Regions from separate parts of the Homo sapiens genome. Here region 1 is linked to region 2. The links are chromatin loops, found by intact Hi-C in ENCODE. Cell type or tissue: MCF 10A. All regions are shown on one strand. Links, peaks and the distances in the headings refer to the core of each region. The heading gives the core; the rest is flanking DNA. Region 1 overlaps LSAMP (limbic system associated membrane protein). Region 2 overlaps LSAMP (limbic system associated membrane protein).

What was found. A loop is a pair of places that touch in the nucleus more often than their neighbours do. Peaks named below come from ENCODE experiments on the same cell type or tissue, not always from the same donor. Only the 100,000 strongest peaks of a DNase experiment are listed, where the experiment ranks them.
Region 1: it touches region 2 in a loop (1.8-fold over the local background); 5 of 110 quality-filtered maps call a loop at or near these places.

Annotation. Positions count from the first base shown.
Region 1 is chr3:115,982,674-115,991,021 of GRCh38, forward strand. All of the region lies in intron 3 of LSAMP (limbic system associated membrane protein), which reads right to left. The region is part of intron 1 of LOC124906269 (a long non-coding RNA gene); the gene reads left to right. It overlaps LOC124909414 (a long non-coding RNA gene), which reads right to left. Exons shown (of 2, transcript XR_007096014.1): 2 at 5,471-8,348. Among named protein-coding and RNA genes, the nearest start is that of SNORD155, 82 kb to the left of the region's middle. RefSeq lists an enhancer at 7,635-8,348. In MCF 10A, for the core only: no CTCF peak of the experiment used is centred there; a DNase peak (open chromatin) is centred at 4,088.
Region 2 is chr3:116,136,674-116,145,021 of GRCh38, forward strand. The region is part of intron 1 of LSAMP (limbic system associated membrane protein); the gene reads right to left. Among named protein-coding and RNA genes, the nearest start is that of LSAMP-AS1, 220 kb to the right of the region's middle. In MCF 10A, for the core only: a CTCF peak has its summit at 3,612 (motif pointing right); no DNase peak of the experiment used is centred there.

The sequences.
Region 1 (8,348 bases), core at 248-8,247, 150 kb before region 2:
TGAGCCTCCATCCCCCATTCCTCCAGCCTCTCCAGTTACCAGTAGTGCTGATTGTATTTCTCCTCTTTCTCTTTTTATCTCCATCACTGTCTCAGCCAGGGCTTTTCAAGTACCTGAGATTTATTTTTATTTTTATTTTTAATCACTTCCTCTTTTTCTGTTTATCTGCCTGTCACTGTCTTTGCTTTTCTCAGCCTCCTCCCATGGGTGCACCGTTATCTCTTTTCTCCGTCTTAACCAATCATTGCCTATGGAGACTTTTTTTTTTTTTTTTTTAAATCCAGTCTAAGGCAAAGTATGAATAGCTTGCCAGAGAGGTCAGTTGAGATTCAATTTAAAAGTAATGCTATGGAAAATCCAACTTCCATATCTCACTCCTTCATTGCTGCCCCTGCCAATACCAAAATATAGCAACAATAACAACAACAAAAAACAAACACCAAGTTAAAAACTTGGCTTTCTGAGATGCAAAAAGGAAACTGAGTATGGGTCATCTGGGTCACTATAGGAAAATCTTAGCATTTGACATGGTATTTAGCCTTGTCTATAAATAAATTAATGGCCAGGCATGGTGGCTCATGCCTGTAATCTCAGCAGTTTGGGAGACTGAGCAGGGAGGATTGCTCAACACCCAGAGTTCAGGGCTAGCCTAAGCACTATAGACTTCATCTCTAAAAGAAAAAAATAATAATAAATTAAATTAGCCTGGTATGGTGGTGCACACCTGTAGTCCCAGCTACTTGAGGCTGAGGTGAGAGGATGGCTTGAGCCCAGGAGGTCCAGGCTGCAGCAAGCCATGATTGCACCACTGCCCTCCAGCCCAGACAACAGAATGAGAGCCTGTCTCAGAATAAAAATAATAGTAATAATAATAATTACTAAATTACAAAGTACATTCTAGTTTTTGGTTTTATGTTCCTCAGTATTAAGATTTCTGATAATCACACATTGAGCCAACAACTATTTACAGAAAGGTCTGCCTAAAAGGAAGATTTTCCAAAATAAGTAATTAACATCTAGTCAAAGAAAGAGCCATACAGAGGGGAGGGCAGAACACATGAGAGGACAGTGCCTAGTGGAAAACACAGATGATTAACACGATATGGCTCCTTACACTGGGGCCTGCAGAAAGGAGAACAGGCAAGAGATGAGTCTTCAGAGATAGGCAAGGGCAGAACCACAGAGTATTCTTGATGTTGGCACAAAAGTGGCAATGTTAACATTAAGAGACAATGGGAAACTATTGATGGCATTTACACAGAAATAGAGGTTGCAAATTTGTGCTATAGAACAATAATTTGACAGCACTATGGGAAATAAACTGAGGGAATGTTAGAGAGGAGGTAGGGTGACCAGTTAAGAGGCTCCTGCAGTACTCTAAATGAGACATAATACCAAGTTGGAAAAAAAAATCAAGAAATAAAAACAGTTCAAGAGATATTTAAGTCACAGCTTAGAATCAAGCTGGGTATGGGGAGCAAATAAATAGGAAGAGTCTGGGATGACACCCACACTTCTGGCTTGCCTGAATGGGGGTGCTATTCACAAAGAAAAAAAAAATCAGGAGTAAAAATGGATATGAATGGGAAACATGATCAATTCAAATTTTCTGCATATTAAAATCGTTTATTTTGGGAATTATAAATAGAGATTTCCTTCAAAGAGTTAGATATATGGGCCTTAAACTCAAGATATAGGTCTAGGCTAGATGTATGCTAAAATAAGAGCATCCAAGGAGAAAGAAAGAATCAGTGATTTTCTTCCATTTTATAGTTGCTAAACATTTACTGAGAGTCTACTATAGGTACAAAGTGTGAGGGATTTAGCTATGTGGTGAGAATAAAAAGAAGGAATGAATGATCCTTGTCAATTCACTTATCTAATCATTTATGGATTCAATGAATGTTTATCATATTACTAAAAATTAAACCGTATACTAATTAGTAAATAGCAGTACCTAGTATTAATATTAAGAATCCAGTTAGAAAGTAAGATTGATAAAGCCCTAATGATAATGGTAAGTAATTTCTAGTGTAGCTCCTTTGAGGGGTACACACTATAGTGCAGTAGACATAATTCATTGTAAAGACTGTTACAGTAAAGTTATGCATACATTGCAATGGTAAAATGAGTGAAAGGGTGACATCAGGGTTCTATATAGGTTTGAAGGGAGGACATGTAATCCTAGGTAAAATGATTGGCATGTACGAAACACAGAGGTGTAAGAGTGCTTCTTATATTCCATAGATGGTGAGCAGTCTTGTGATCAAAGCTTAGATTATGTATGGGGAACAGCTGGAAATGAAGCTGGAAATACAGGCTAGGGTCAGATTGTAAAGGGCCTTGTAAGAAGCAATAATAAGATAAACTTTGTCCTGAAGGTATCAGAGCCAAAAGGCTTTTATTTAGACTACTATGCTCAAACAGGTATTTTACAGAGGAAATTCTGGTCACTTTACAGAGGAAGGATTTATTGCAAGAAAGCCTGGAAATAAGAAACATTTAGGATAATTTAACATTTATTGTGATAGCTATTATTAAATATCCTAGCTAATAAAAAATCAGTACCAAAGCGTTGCTGGAACAAAAATACAAAATGGAATATTGGCTTAGTGGTTAATTAGTGAGCAAAGTGAAAGGTTGGTGGCCAGTTAAGAACTAGATACATGATCTATGATATGAAGCAGCAAAATATTTGGTAAAATTGTCACCTCTATTAACTTGTGAGTTAGGCTACATGCTTAACCGAGTAAGCAGATTGAAAAGAAGTTCAAAAACTTTGCATTTGCTACTATTGGCTGCCTGTGGAAAACAGCCTCAAAGATAATCCCCAGTGATTCTCGCCTCCTGATGCTCATACCTCGTACCCATGTTATCCTACAGTTGGTATGAGTGACCAATATCATATGGCATATCACTTTCAAGGTTAGGTCACAAAAGACTGTGGCTTTGGTTTTGGCTGTTGTTATGCTCACTCACTGGCTTTCACTGTTTTGGGATAACAGATGCCCAAGGAAACCCCATTATGAGAAGCCCTGGGGCTTTTCTACTGGAAGTCCCACATGGTGAGGAACTGAAGACCCTTGCCAACATCTACAACCATGTAGGTGAACTTGGAAGTAGACTCTCAGTGCCAGTCAGTTCTTCGCAGACTGTAGCCACAGCTGACGGTTTGGTTGCAATCTCATGAGACTCTGAGGCAGAGCCACCCAGCTAAACTGCTCCTGGCTTTCCAGCCCACAGAAATTGTGAGATAATAAATGTTTGTTGTTTCAAGCTGCTAACTTTTCGATCGATTTGTTACCCAACAATATATAACGAATACAACTGCTTTTGGAAGAGATGATCAAAGGAGAGAATTGCCAAGTTTGCAAGTAGAAAAAAAAGAAGAGTCCAAAAGTTTGGGGCTTTGAAGGGTTAAAAAAGCCAACTGCTTCTTGATCTCAAATGGTAACAGGTGGAATTTTAAAAGACTTAGAATGACAAAGGGCCAATGAAACCTCTTAGTTGATAAAAGAAACTTAGGGCAAGGACCATATTAAGGGTGGGGCTCAAGGTAGCTACAATTAGTTGGCTGGAGAAGGAATGTAGGGGTTAGAAAGCAAAAGAAATAAAACATGCTTGAGAGCTATTTGAGTTAACTGAGTTCAAAAGAACATTGAGCATAGTTAGCACGAGTTGCTGACTAGAAGCAAATAGATTAGAAGCCTACTAAAACACATTTCACCAGTATATCTTAGGGATACATATATCACCAAAAAAATAATGAGCCCAGACTAAGAAAGCCAGAATTTCTGGGAAAAACATATGCTTTTTGAATTTTTATTTAATTGAGAAATTGGCTGAAGAATTTGCTTTCTTTTTAAACCCTGGGCCACCACGAGAAGAATGTGAACTGAAAAAGTTGTGCAGCCCCTAAGGAAAGCATATTTCCAAATACCCACTTCAGATGTGATTAAGGAAATAGTAGGTGAGTGATCATCTCTACCCCTAGATGGCAGATCCAGGAGCCACTGGAAAAAAAAAGAGGGGGGTGGGGGCAGTGAGGAAGAACACAAAATCAGAAGCTCAGCAACAATCATATCTCACCACTAGGTGGGAGGAGGGAGTTTTCATAACACCCAGTGGAATTTTGGAATTGCTTTGGACCAATGACTAATGTTTCTCCCATTTATACCTTTTTCCCAGGGAGCCTCATTCCATTTCTCTTCTATCATTTTATATTAGGCATATATGTGATGAAGAGGGGAGGAGACAGATAGCTTATCCTTTTATTTCCTTAATTGCTGGACTAAGAGGAAAAATATCTGAACCTCATGAGCAAGGCTGTGTATTTTGGTAAGACTGTGGAACTGGAGGTGTCTGCAGTTACTGGGTTTTCTCCCTTAGGGAGAAGGGGACAGTATGCTATGTGAAAAAGGAAGTATATGGCTCTCTGGAGGTCAGAGCGCTGACTGCGACAGAAAAAAAATGTTTTGTATTTACCATACCTCATTTCATTTTCTTCTTCCTGATCACAAACAAGATCACATTTCTAAGCCTCCCCTGTGGTTAGTCTCTCCCATAAGAATGAGTTCTAGCCAGTGAATTGTGAGTGGAAGTGAAACATGTTTCTTCTGGTTGAGGAAGTTATGAGCTAGTGCCTTTCCTGTTCTTTCCCTCTTCCCCCTTCACAGTGACCTTGGAGGCCATGTTTTTCCAATGGCAGAGCTGCAAGTTAGAGAAGAATGATACATACAGGACTGCAATGTAAAGGAGGAATACACTTTTATTGTTTTAAACAATATTCGTTTAACCTTGTGTTATTGAGATTTCAGGAACTACAGTGGCAGCTGGGATTATCCCAATTAATTTAGATCCCTTTCCCTTCACTTCTCCACATTATATAAGAACAGTAAAATGTCTACTAAATAAGTAACACTGTTTAGGTCAACATCTTCAAAGTTTAGAAAACATTTATCAGATAGAATGTAGTTTTACAAGGTTTCATGTATAGAATGGTTTATGATGTGTGAATTCATGTATATGCTACCAGATGATTACGAATTAGGACTTATTGTATATACTGAATTCTGGACCACACATCCAAATTATACCTCTGATATAGGACCTTTAATGCAAGCATATTTTGCAGTCAGGAGAAAATTCTTGAATATAAGATTTGCTATTTAAAAATTGCATGGAATGACTTCCTATCATTTCACAGCTAAAGTTCTTCAAACTCTTCAAATTCATCCAGCAGGTCAGATTTCTTTCCTTCTAAGTTTTAGGTACATAAGGACAATTTTATAAACTATATGTAGGTGATTTATATAAAGCTAAATATGTAATGTTTCTCTAATCTTTCTCTGACTGGATGACTTCTTATTCTGCTAATATCTTCATGATCCCATCTCCTCTGCAAAGATGAGAAGACTCATCTCATCTAAAAGCTTTCTAACTACAAGTAAACCAGACAAAGGTAAACTACTCCATTGAGTAACTTCTTTATTTCTTAATGTTTGAGATAACAAAATCACATGCAAATTTTCATTACAATGCTTCAGAACATTATATAAGTGATGTATTTCCATTTTGATCTACTATATTTCACTTAAAATCACATAGTTAACTCTTTTTACATAGTGTTTAATTTGATTTCATGTGCACACAGAAGCAAGCATGCCTAAAAGAGTAGTGCCAAGACAAGAAACACTGTTTCTCAAGCTTGCTTCTGGAACAAAATTTAAATGTTGGATATCAGGGTAGGGAATAGAATGTCTGTAGAATAAAGTGTTTTTTGTTTGTTTGTCTGTTTGTTTGTTTTAAGAGAAATATGAGGTCTCACTGTGTTGCCCAGGCTAGACTCAAAATTCTGGGCTTAAGTGACCCTCCTGCCTCAGCCTCCTGAGTAGCTGGGATTACAGGTACACACCATTGCGACTTAGAGAGTGCCTTGATAATAATTGTGGGTGGATGTAGCATGAACTCTTTAGACTGGACTAATGTTGAAAATTAGCGAACTATAAATTTAAACACATATTTACTTCTTTATATTCTTTTTTGATTTCCTTCATTTTTAATAGCAAAACAACACTTTCAATTATCAACGTGGCTGGTATTTTCTAAGCGTTGTTCTTTCAGTTGAGATAACAATAAAAGTGGTCCAGATGTCATCGCTTATTTTCATCAACATTATCTATTTTGTTCTCTTTCCCATATTGTTATGACAGTCTTAACATATACTTGAAAACAATTAAAACTCTTTCATTCTCGAGGATGTTTTGACTCCCTTTCTCTTGCTATATTCCCTTCTCACCAATAAAACCATAGCGTTTTTCTAAATGAGAGGAGCATAGTGATATCAAACACTGACAATTCATTTCTTAAAGGGCATTCAATTTTCACACTAAATGAGTCGTTCACAGGATGAGAGTATAGTTCAAGTTATGTGGTAAATAGAACTGAAGAAAGTGAAAGCAATTCATAGAAGAGAAGAAAAGAAAAAAAGGAAAAATAGAAAAGTGAATAGCTTACGTCCTGTGTACCATATGAACAGAGAAAATAAATGCTAACCACATTCCTGGTGATTTTCTGTTCCAAGGAAATATCAACCACCACAACTATAATTTGCATTGTACCTCACACCACATTCTTAAAAGGGACTTTTTAAAAGAAGATATTGGTAATTAGAAAAATATTAGTATTCCGTAAATAGTACTTTATTTTTTACTAATAACAAAGCTTGATATTGCAATGAAGCTTGTTAGTGGTCACTACATTAGTATTACATCTAGCTGCTCATTTCCAAAAGTACAATAAAGGCTTCTTTTTTTATTTCTCTTTCCATGTTCTCTTTGCCCATCTGTCAATAATTGAAAAGCACTCTATCAGGAAATGGAATTTGTATGATCTGTCTCCTCTATAGTGCTAAAGAAAAAAATGCTTGACTCTGTGTTAGACTTTCTTGGTCTGGTATATCTTTTTGTCATTAATCCAGGCATGTTTTAGAAGGGTTTTTAGTGGGTGCATTTCCAGGAGGGAACCATTGTCTTTTTGGTAATGTACTTAGTCTCCGGAATTATTGTCCTCAATTCTTAGATGTAGACTAGACTGGGTAGAAATAGCTTATTTCCTAGCCCTCTTTTTTAGCCATTGCTATTATTAATGATAAATGACTTAAATGAGCACATCCAGGCTGAGGACTTGATTTAGAGTGAGTTAGAGTAACTCAGAATAAACCCAAGATGATGTTAGAGGCACCTGACACTTAACAAATGATCAGAAAAGAACAACCCGTGTACATTCAGAGTTATAATATAAGTGGATAGATTGTTGCATAGGATTGGAATTTAAAATCAGAGTTAGGAGCTACAGAGATTTCTGAACTGAGTGTGTTGAGATGACATACAAAAGAGATATGAGTAAAGATCAGGAGAATCTAGTTCTTAACCAGCCTCCACACACAGCTGACTGTGGTTTTAAAAGCATTCCTTCTTTGATTCTTCCTTGAAATGTAATCCAGTCAGTGAGATAGAAATCTCCCTGCACTTGAGTCTTATTTGTCATAATTACGCATCTTTAGGGTTTCATAATGATCAATTTAATCACTTTGCCGTTTAGAGGGCTATAACAGCCAATCATGATAATAGGTTTGGTATTTGGGAGGAACCATTTAACGCCCAAGAGCCCTTATTCTGAGCCTCTTGATGCTACTTCAACTTGACAGGCAGCTTCTGATTAGCACACATTGCAAAATCTTTGGTAAAATGCTCATTTCTTTTAAATAAATTCTGTGACCTAGTAGTAGGCATCTTAGCTTGCATACAAGGTCATGTGTAAGAGAAGTTTCCTCCAAAATGCTTATTTTCTTTCTAGCCATCTATTAAAACAGTCTGAACACACCAATCAGCTTCTGTTTTCTCAGGAATTCCAAATGTAGCTTGGTTCTAAGTGGCTGGTGAAAATGCACCTGAACTTCCCAAACTAGCTCTGTTACTGTCATTGAATGATATCGAAATATTTTTGGACTGTATCTACCTAAAACTCACCATTTTCCTATCATCAACGGCCTTGTCTAATACCTGTCACACTAACATGAAGAGAAACAAAACGAGGTCTTAGGACATTTGTTCTCAATCTTTAGTGAATGTTAAGATCACAGGGAGAGTAGGCTTATTTGAATGTAGATTCCTAGGGCTTATCCTCAGAGGCTTTTATTTGTTGTCTTGGATGGCCCCAGGAAACTCCATTTAACAGGCACCCCAGTGATTTTGATATAAGTAGCCCTGAATCACATTTTGAGAAATATTGTGCAAGGCCAATTACTAGTAGATTGGCTACTATAAAGACATCTCAGCATTTTATCT
Region 2 (8,348 bases), core at 131-8,130:
TGTTCACTTATTATTTTCTCAGTCTTCATTCATGTGTGCATGTGTCTTGCCTTCTGTGCCTACGTATGTGTCTCTACACTTGCAGAAGGAAGATCAGAGTATAATATATGAAGTAATGTAAGGGTGCTATGGTACCAAGTAAGAATATCATAATGTCAAAGTCACTCATTCAATCACCACACCACCAAACAATGAGTTTATTTAGCTCATTACATTAGTTTCCTAGGGACTGCCATAAAAAATACCACAAACTTGGTGGCTTAAAACAAGAGAAATTTGTTTTCTCAAAAATATCAAGGCCAGAAATCCAAAACCAAGGTTTTGGCAAGGTTCTAAAGGTTTTAGGGAAGAATCCTTCTTTGTCTTTTCTGGCTTCCGATAGCAGCTGGCGATCCTTGGTGTTCCTGGTGTACAGACATAGCATTCCAATTGCTGCTGGATTCTTCAGGTGGCCTTCTTCCCAGTGTCTCTCTGTCTTCTTCTTTTTATTTTTTTTTCTGTCTCTTATATAGACACTTGTCATTGGGTCTGGATTAGGCCCACCCTAATCCAGGATGATCTCATTTTGAGATGCCTATCTTAATTACATCAGCCAAGGCCCTTGTGCCAAATTTAGTTATATTTTGAGGATCCAGGTGGACATCTTTGCAAGGGGGGAGTTAGTAATCATTCAACTCACTACACCTATTTCCAAACTTCCAATGTAATTAACTAAACTATACTGAGTTTTATTTTAACAAGTAATAAACATTTCATTTGTCAATAATATGGATGCTAAGACTAACCAAAAGTATCAATTTTGGATCATTACATGGAAATATTAAGAAACTTACACTAGTTACTTTTTCCTTTATCCTTCCAATGGATTTACATATAACATATACATCCTTTGAGAAATAGTGAAACATAATCTTTAATGCTGAAAAATAATCACAAGGCTTAAACTGATTTGTTTTTATGGCTACCCCAGCTAATCAATTTATTCTGAAATTATTGATTGATCTTCATTAGAGTTTGAATCAAGACAGAAAAATCTTGAATACTTGTAAAATGAAATATTTTGTATTCTAGAGATGAGACCATTGTGCTTTGTGTTAGAGAAGATCAGGCTGATATTAACCTAGATAATGATGGCCTTATCAAAGGATAATGAATACCCACAAAAAGGGGAGGGTGTGTTTTTGTTTTTGCCTATTGGCAATGAATATAAACAGGTCCTCTCTGCCCATTTCACTTAAGGATGCCATAGGAATCAACAGAAAACTAAGAAATATGTTCAAAGGGCAAGAGCTAAGGAAAACAAAGCCTGACCAGCCTAATACAAGAATAGGACTTATTTAGAAGCAGTGTTGTTCACATACAGATCACCTAGGAATCTAGTTACAAAGCAGATTCTAGTATAGTAGGTCAGTGGTAGGTCTTGAGATTCCATATTTCTCACAAGTTCTCAACTAATGAACAAGGACTGCACTTTGAACATCAAAGTTGTAAAGAATCAAATTATTCCAACAGGGCTTGCAAATTATTATTATGTCACACAAGCTAAAAATTATGCGGCTTTTAGTCATTCAACAAACATTCATTGAGCTCCTATTCTACACAACTTGTGTTAAAATTAAAGACATATGAAACATAATTCATAATTCAATCCTCAACTGTTTCTCTCTCAGTCAATTGTGGATATTTTCTTTCAGTTATAAAATTTGGCATCAACTTTCTATTTTAAATATTAGGGAAATAGTAGAAATACAATTTTTATAAATAAATAAAAGTTAATCAACCTTAAGCAATTTTCTAAAGATTGACGCAATTGATCTCTATTCTAAAAGATACAACTTTTCAGCAATGCGGACAGTGTCTCTTTTAGGGACTGTTGTCAGAGATGCCATGGCAATACAACTTTTGCTTGGATTCTAGGAGCAGCATTCAGGATGGCGCTGTGGGTTCCAGTCTGGAGGTCTCAGTAGATGCAGCAATGAGTAGGGATCAGTCACAAAGTGAAGATAAAACACTTTCAGAAGCATGTATTTAATTTATAGAAAAATCAATATGTTCTTATTTTCTGTTTAATTTAATTTCATGCATTGCCAAAGAAATGTGCTACAGAGTAATGGCTCTAGTTGCTGAAGTCTTACCTTACGTAAATTGACTTTTTTTTTTTTCCATTTTAGCTTGGTTTAATATTATTGAATTCATTGGCAGGTGGCAGCCAAAGCAATCTATGGTTGTTGTTGAGTCATTTTCAGTAAGAATCCACCAGAGACTATGGTGATCATAATAGTGATCCAGAAATTTGCACTGTCTACTAAAATTATACATTGAGCATTATATACATATATAATATATAATGCATATGCACATTACATATGTATATAATGTGTATAAGTATATATAATATACATTATCAGGAGGGTCTTTAAAGGGCTGAAACTTGCCTTATTAGGAATCTGCTCATAATTCTGCTGTGAAAGGTAACAGTACTTTTAAATTTTTAGGCCTGAAGAGTCAAAGAAAGTTGTAGTATCCTGACTTTTACCAAGTACATTCTCACAAAAGAGCAACTATTCTGCACCATGGAAAGCATGGGCCCAATTTTGAAAGGATGACTCTTTGCCTTTAAACTTATTTTGATCAGAAGCTTTTAAGACCACAAAATATTCTGTTCTGACATTAAACATGAATCTCCACCAATTAGAGGACCAAGGTTTCTGAGGCCAACCTGGAGTTCTTCATTATGACATCAATGAAGTTGGCAAATGATTGTTTTTACTGCCATAAATGAATCTCACAGCAGAAGGTAAAGACTAAATTCTGTCTTCAAAATTTTAACCGTATCTCTTCATCCCCACAACAGATACAGTGGTCTGAAATGTTTGGATTTGCTATCTTCATTGGTCAAATGAGCTAGTTAATTGCCAAGTAGATGCTGCCAGATTCATTGCAAGTTGTATTGCCTAAGTCTTTCATCGTCAACCTAGGGGCCTTTATTTTCCTCCTTAAAGGCATATCCAGATCAATATATTATAGCACACATGAGGCTTATTTTTAGACCTGTAATGCTTCTCGTGATGCCTGCTTTGGGGGAATGGGAAAGATGCAGCTAGAGACAACAAACTGCTCTCTGTTCTTTTGCTAGCCAGGCACTCTATGACTCATTTCAGTATAGAGAGGGGAGCATTGTCCCTGTAGACAGAGTTTTCTATGGGGTTACAGTATCTTGTCTGTGGTTCTTGTAGAATTTATGGCCTACTTTTCACAAACTAGCAAAGGGGCATAATAAGCAGAGATGGTTTTATTAGTCCAAAATGTTACCAAGATCCCTTCAAATTTCTGCAAGTTACAAATGCATGTGATAAAAGACACAAAAGGGTAGACACAAATGGTCCCTGAACACTAGGTTAGACCTCTCAAAATAAGAAATGGTCTTAGGTCCTATAATCTTAAAGTCTTATGGCATGACAGAAAGGGTTTATGTAGTTCTGACTCTGAAATACACTTAGTAAATTAAGATGTGGTGTATAATTTCTTAGATGTGGATTTATTCTCTAAACATGGACATCGAAAAACTTGAAGAAAAGCCAAGTGCAATAACTCTAACAAACCACCAGGTGACAGTGTTTCTAAAATTAATCTTCGATTCTAGAGACACCAGACTTGTTTTTTTTTATGGGGCCATATTTTAACAGACACATGAATGGACAATCACATGATTGCTTTTTATACAGAAAGTCAAACCATTAACTGAATTTATTTTCATGATTACAATTATTTAAACGCGATGAGATCCCACACCCAAGTGACGGTGGTGGAAGATTAATCTTGTTCTGAATTGGCCAGAATAACTGGATCATCTTAGAAAAATAAAGTGCTTAAGCAGTTTGAAAAACTAACATTCAGTAATCCCTCTGAAGCTCTAGATCAAGTAAATTGAATTAAAAAGGTGGGAAATATAATTCATATTTGTTATATGATGGCAGCAAAATGCAACAACATTGATATTTTAAGGCAATAGGTAGTAATCAATTCACAGCACACTAACATTCACGAAGCTTTATCCACAATATGTATCTGCTCAAGGGTGCATATTAACTGATACAGATAAAATGAGTATCTGAGATTCATTTTCTGAAATGGTCACAATTTTAAGAAAGTAAAATTATAGAGGGAAAAATGTTTAAACCAACCCAAAGGAAATTCAGGTTTCTGGAAAAGAAGAATAGGAAGAAAAGAAGAGGGAGAAGGATAAAAGATCAGTGGTTTTCTCTGTAGGCTACGGTTTGACTAAAAGGGACTTATAATGGCCTAAATGGAAGAATTATGAAAATAATACCCACCAGAGCTAGCTTAAGCACTAAGGCATCCTTGTATCTAGAAAGAAAATGCCATTGCCCACTGTGTTAGAATTGATGACTTAAGGCCTATTCCTTCCACTAAAAATGTCTCATCTGCATTGACTGCCAAGGGACTAAATTTTATTTATAGGTTACTTGAAACTATATATATTTTATATAAAGATGTATTTACGGTAAGTGACGGAGTGAAGATACATATCCAGACCTGCTGATTATAAATAGTGTTCTCTGCATTGCACCTCATACATCTGTGATCTACTGCCTCTATTTTTGGACAATTGGAAGAGACATGCAAAGAAGGGGATGCGGAGAAGAGTGAGAAGAAATGGAGGGGGGATTGCTTCAGAAAGATGTACCTTAGTAGAGAAAGGTGAAAATGTAATTATACCTAGAAAAAAAAAGTAGCACATTCTCAGACTTTTGTTTCACCTTTCTTCTCCCTCTCCTCCATTTCCATTATACTCTGCGATTTTCGTTTCTACCTCCTCCCCCAAATCCCAAGTTAAATTACAGAATGTGGCAGGAAAGGTCTTAGGTCCTAGGTCTCAGGTCCTCTTTAACACTTTTGAATGACTATAGCAATGGAATCATGGCACCTGGGAGTCATCATGTGATTGTGTGGGTCAGCCTAGTGTACATGCCACAAAAAGGAGCCCTGATGACATAAGAAATCACACTATTTTTCAATCTCAGATTCCCCAGGAAACAGCCTCAGAGACAAAGATTTGCTTGTGAGAGCTCCGGAGCTAAAATGGCCTTTCAGAATCATACAACCTTTGGGCCAGGGAGTTTTTAAATACTTTATCAGACTATCATTGGTTGTGGACTATCCTCAAGGAAAGAATATGACTTAGGCAAGTGATTGTCTTTTGTTGAAAGCAATGCCAAGCGAGGAAATTGGTCAAGGGTAATGTATCAACATTAGCAGCAGCTGATGAGTCAGTTCCCTGACCTGAAAAGGGGATCTGGGCAGTGCACTATAACATCCAAACTACAATCTGGATTTCCTCAGTGAGGCAAATCATGCTCACGAGTATAGTATAGCGGTAGGTGAATTGGTTATGACTAAATTAATTCTTCAGGATTTAAACACTTATAGCATGGACACTAATGACTGAAGTAGTTTATTTTTTTGGACACCCCACACCCGCCTGCTGTAGGAGTTCAGTGTATTCATTCCAGACATTGAAAAGTTGTTAATTGCAAAGGGTGGCTAGAGATTTATTTTGCATTTGCCTAGGCAAATCATAAATTTACATGGGATGACTGACACTGTTTCCCAGGAATGACCCACCTAGGCAAACCCAGAAAGTATAGTTTTTATGTTCACAAAATTAAACTCCAAAAGACATCTTGTTCCACCTGTAATCTGCTGTTTTTGTCCCCTCTGTTACTCCTAACTAAGTGACCATCCAGCCTGTGCAGGTGCAATTCCGGAGTTAAGAAGGTTATAATCTCCAGCCATAAGTCATTCCATGTTGGGACAGATCCAACTGCTAGAATGTTAGCTCAACATAATGACAGACCATTCATTTATAATTTTCATACATTGATCTTAGTTTTCTTTTTAGGGACCATATTATACATATTTAATTATTCTGCATGTTATCCCTTCAGATAGTTGAAGACAGCTCATGACTTAAAACATAGTTTAAAATCCTCTCATCATTTTAGTCATTCTCCTTAGAATATATTCCAATTTGACTATGGCCTGTTACAGAGTGATATTCACAGTAGAATAGAAACATCAGGTTTCATCTGAATAACAACAAATTCGGGTGCTACTTTTTTATTAAGGCAGATTGAAGGTGATATCAGCCCTTTAGGCTGCTACATTACGATGGCTGAACCACAACTTTTCACAAAGTTTGTGTCCTCGTTCATATCCTGTGCTGTTATTTCAGGATAGGGTTCACCTGAGGAACTGGTGTTTTAATTTTTTTCCAAAGTTTAACATTATGTAGTTATATACAATATAACTTATTATATATAAAAATATATTATCTATAATATATAACTACATTATATCTATATAATGTATTTATTGTTTGTCCAACATGATATAACATTTAAGCATGGATATTGGATAGCATTCGTATTCCCTCCAAGTGTTCCTTTTTGCCTTTTCAGTAAGTTAGAAACGCCTTACAGGCATAGTTCCTATTGACCACTTTCTGAATAACGTGATTAAAAAATGATTAAAAAAATTTTCTCATTTCATCATGTATCAGTTTTGCCATTTTTTTCTAAAAATATCCATTTTATCTGTTTTCAAATATGTTTGCATAGAGTTGTTTATTTGACACTCTTATGTTTTAAAATTTCTACTAAATGGGCACAAAAATAGAAAGAATTAATAAGACCTACTACTTAATAGCACAACAGGGTGACTATAGTCAATAATAACTAATTGTACATCTTAAAATAACTTAGAGTGTAATTGGATTATTGGTAACTCAAAGGGTAGATGTTTGAGGGGATGAATACGCTGTTCTCCATAATGTGCTTATTTCACACTGTATGCTTGTATTAAAATATCTCATTACCCCATAAATGTATACATCTACTATATATTCACAAAATTAAAAGTCTACTGTATTTTAACTATGACCCCTTTCACCTAGCAGTGATTTTCCTGCCTTGTCTTTGTTTTACTTGATTATTCATTGTGTATGTTTCCTATTTTATTAGCTTTTCAAAAAAGTAGCTTCTGAATTTGTTTATCTTCTCTATTGTTTTCTTATTACTTATTTCATAAATGTGTTGCCTTGTCGTTTATTTCCTTCCACTTATTTAGGTTAGCTTCCCTCCTCCTTTGCTACTTTCTATAACTAAATACTAGGCTGATCAATTTTCAATCTTATTTTAAAAATATATTTATTTGTAATATTGCTAGAATTTCCTTCTAGACTCTCTTTAGTGCCATACTAAAACATTTGGTATAAAGTGTTTTCATGAAGTCTAAATATTCCAAGTTTTTGATGATAAATTTTGCTCTGACGAATTCTATATTTAAACTGTGTTTTTTAGATTCCAGGCAGATAAAATTTGGAAGTGGGGAAGTCATTGCATTTTTATCAGTTACTTTTGAGACATTTTATGTGGTCATTTTTTTTAAATGAACCATTCCTTCTTGAAAAGAATATATATTTTCCAATTGCTTTGTGCAGGGCTTTATATATGCTTCCACTTAAGCTCATTAACTCTGTTGTTCAAATACTTTATATTAGGCTGGGTGCAATGGTTCATGTCTGGGATTCTAGAACTTTGGGAGACCAATGCGAGAGGATTGCTTGTGACCAGCCTGGGTAATATAGTGAGACCTTGTCACTACAAAAAATTTAAAAATTAGCTGGGCATGGTGGTGCATGCCAAAGGTCCCAGCTACTTGGGGAGCTGAGGTGATATGATCATCTGAGTCCAGGAGGATGAGGCAGCAGTAAGCCATGAAGGTGCCACTACATTCCAGCCTGGGTGACAGAGTAAGATCCTGTCTCAATACAAAACAAAATAAAATACTCTATATCATCACCTTACTTTTTTTTTTTTTTGTATTCTGCATCTACAAGTTTTAAGTGAAGGTACATTAAATTTTCCACTATGTTTATATTTGTCAGTGTTTTTTTATTAACCTGGTCAAATGTATTTGGATATAATTTAAAGTTTTCATTTGGCTACATTTCACTTCAGATTTATTATATTCTGTTGATGAAAGTCTATTTTGTTTTTTATTACATCTTACTTTTAATTCAAATTTCCCGGGTGCTTTTGTTTGTTTCAAACTTTCTATGTTCTAGGTATGACTATAGTTTAAAATTTTTTCTATATCTATTCACATACAAACACATAGGCTCAGTTGAACTAATTATGTAAAATAATATAGTTGGTTATAGAACTGTAGAAAATTTGTTTAATTTCATCACATTGAAGATAATCCTCCACTGTCTTCTGGTCTATATTGTTGCTGATGACACATAAACTGAATTGATATTTCTT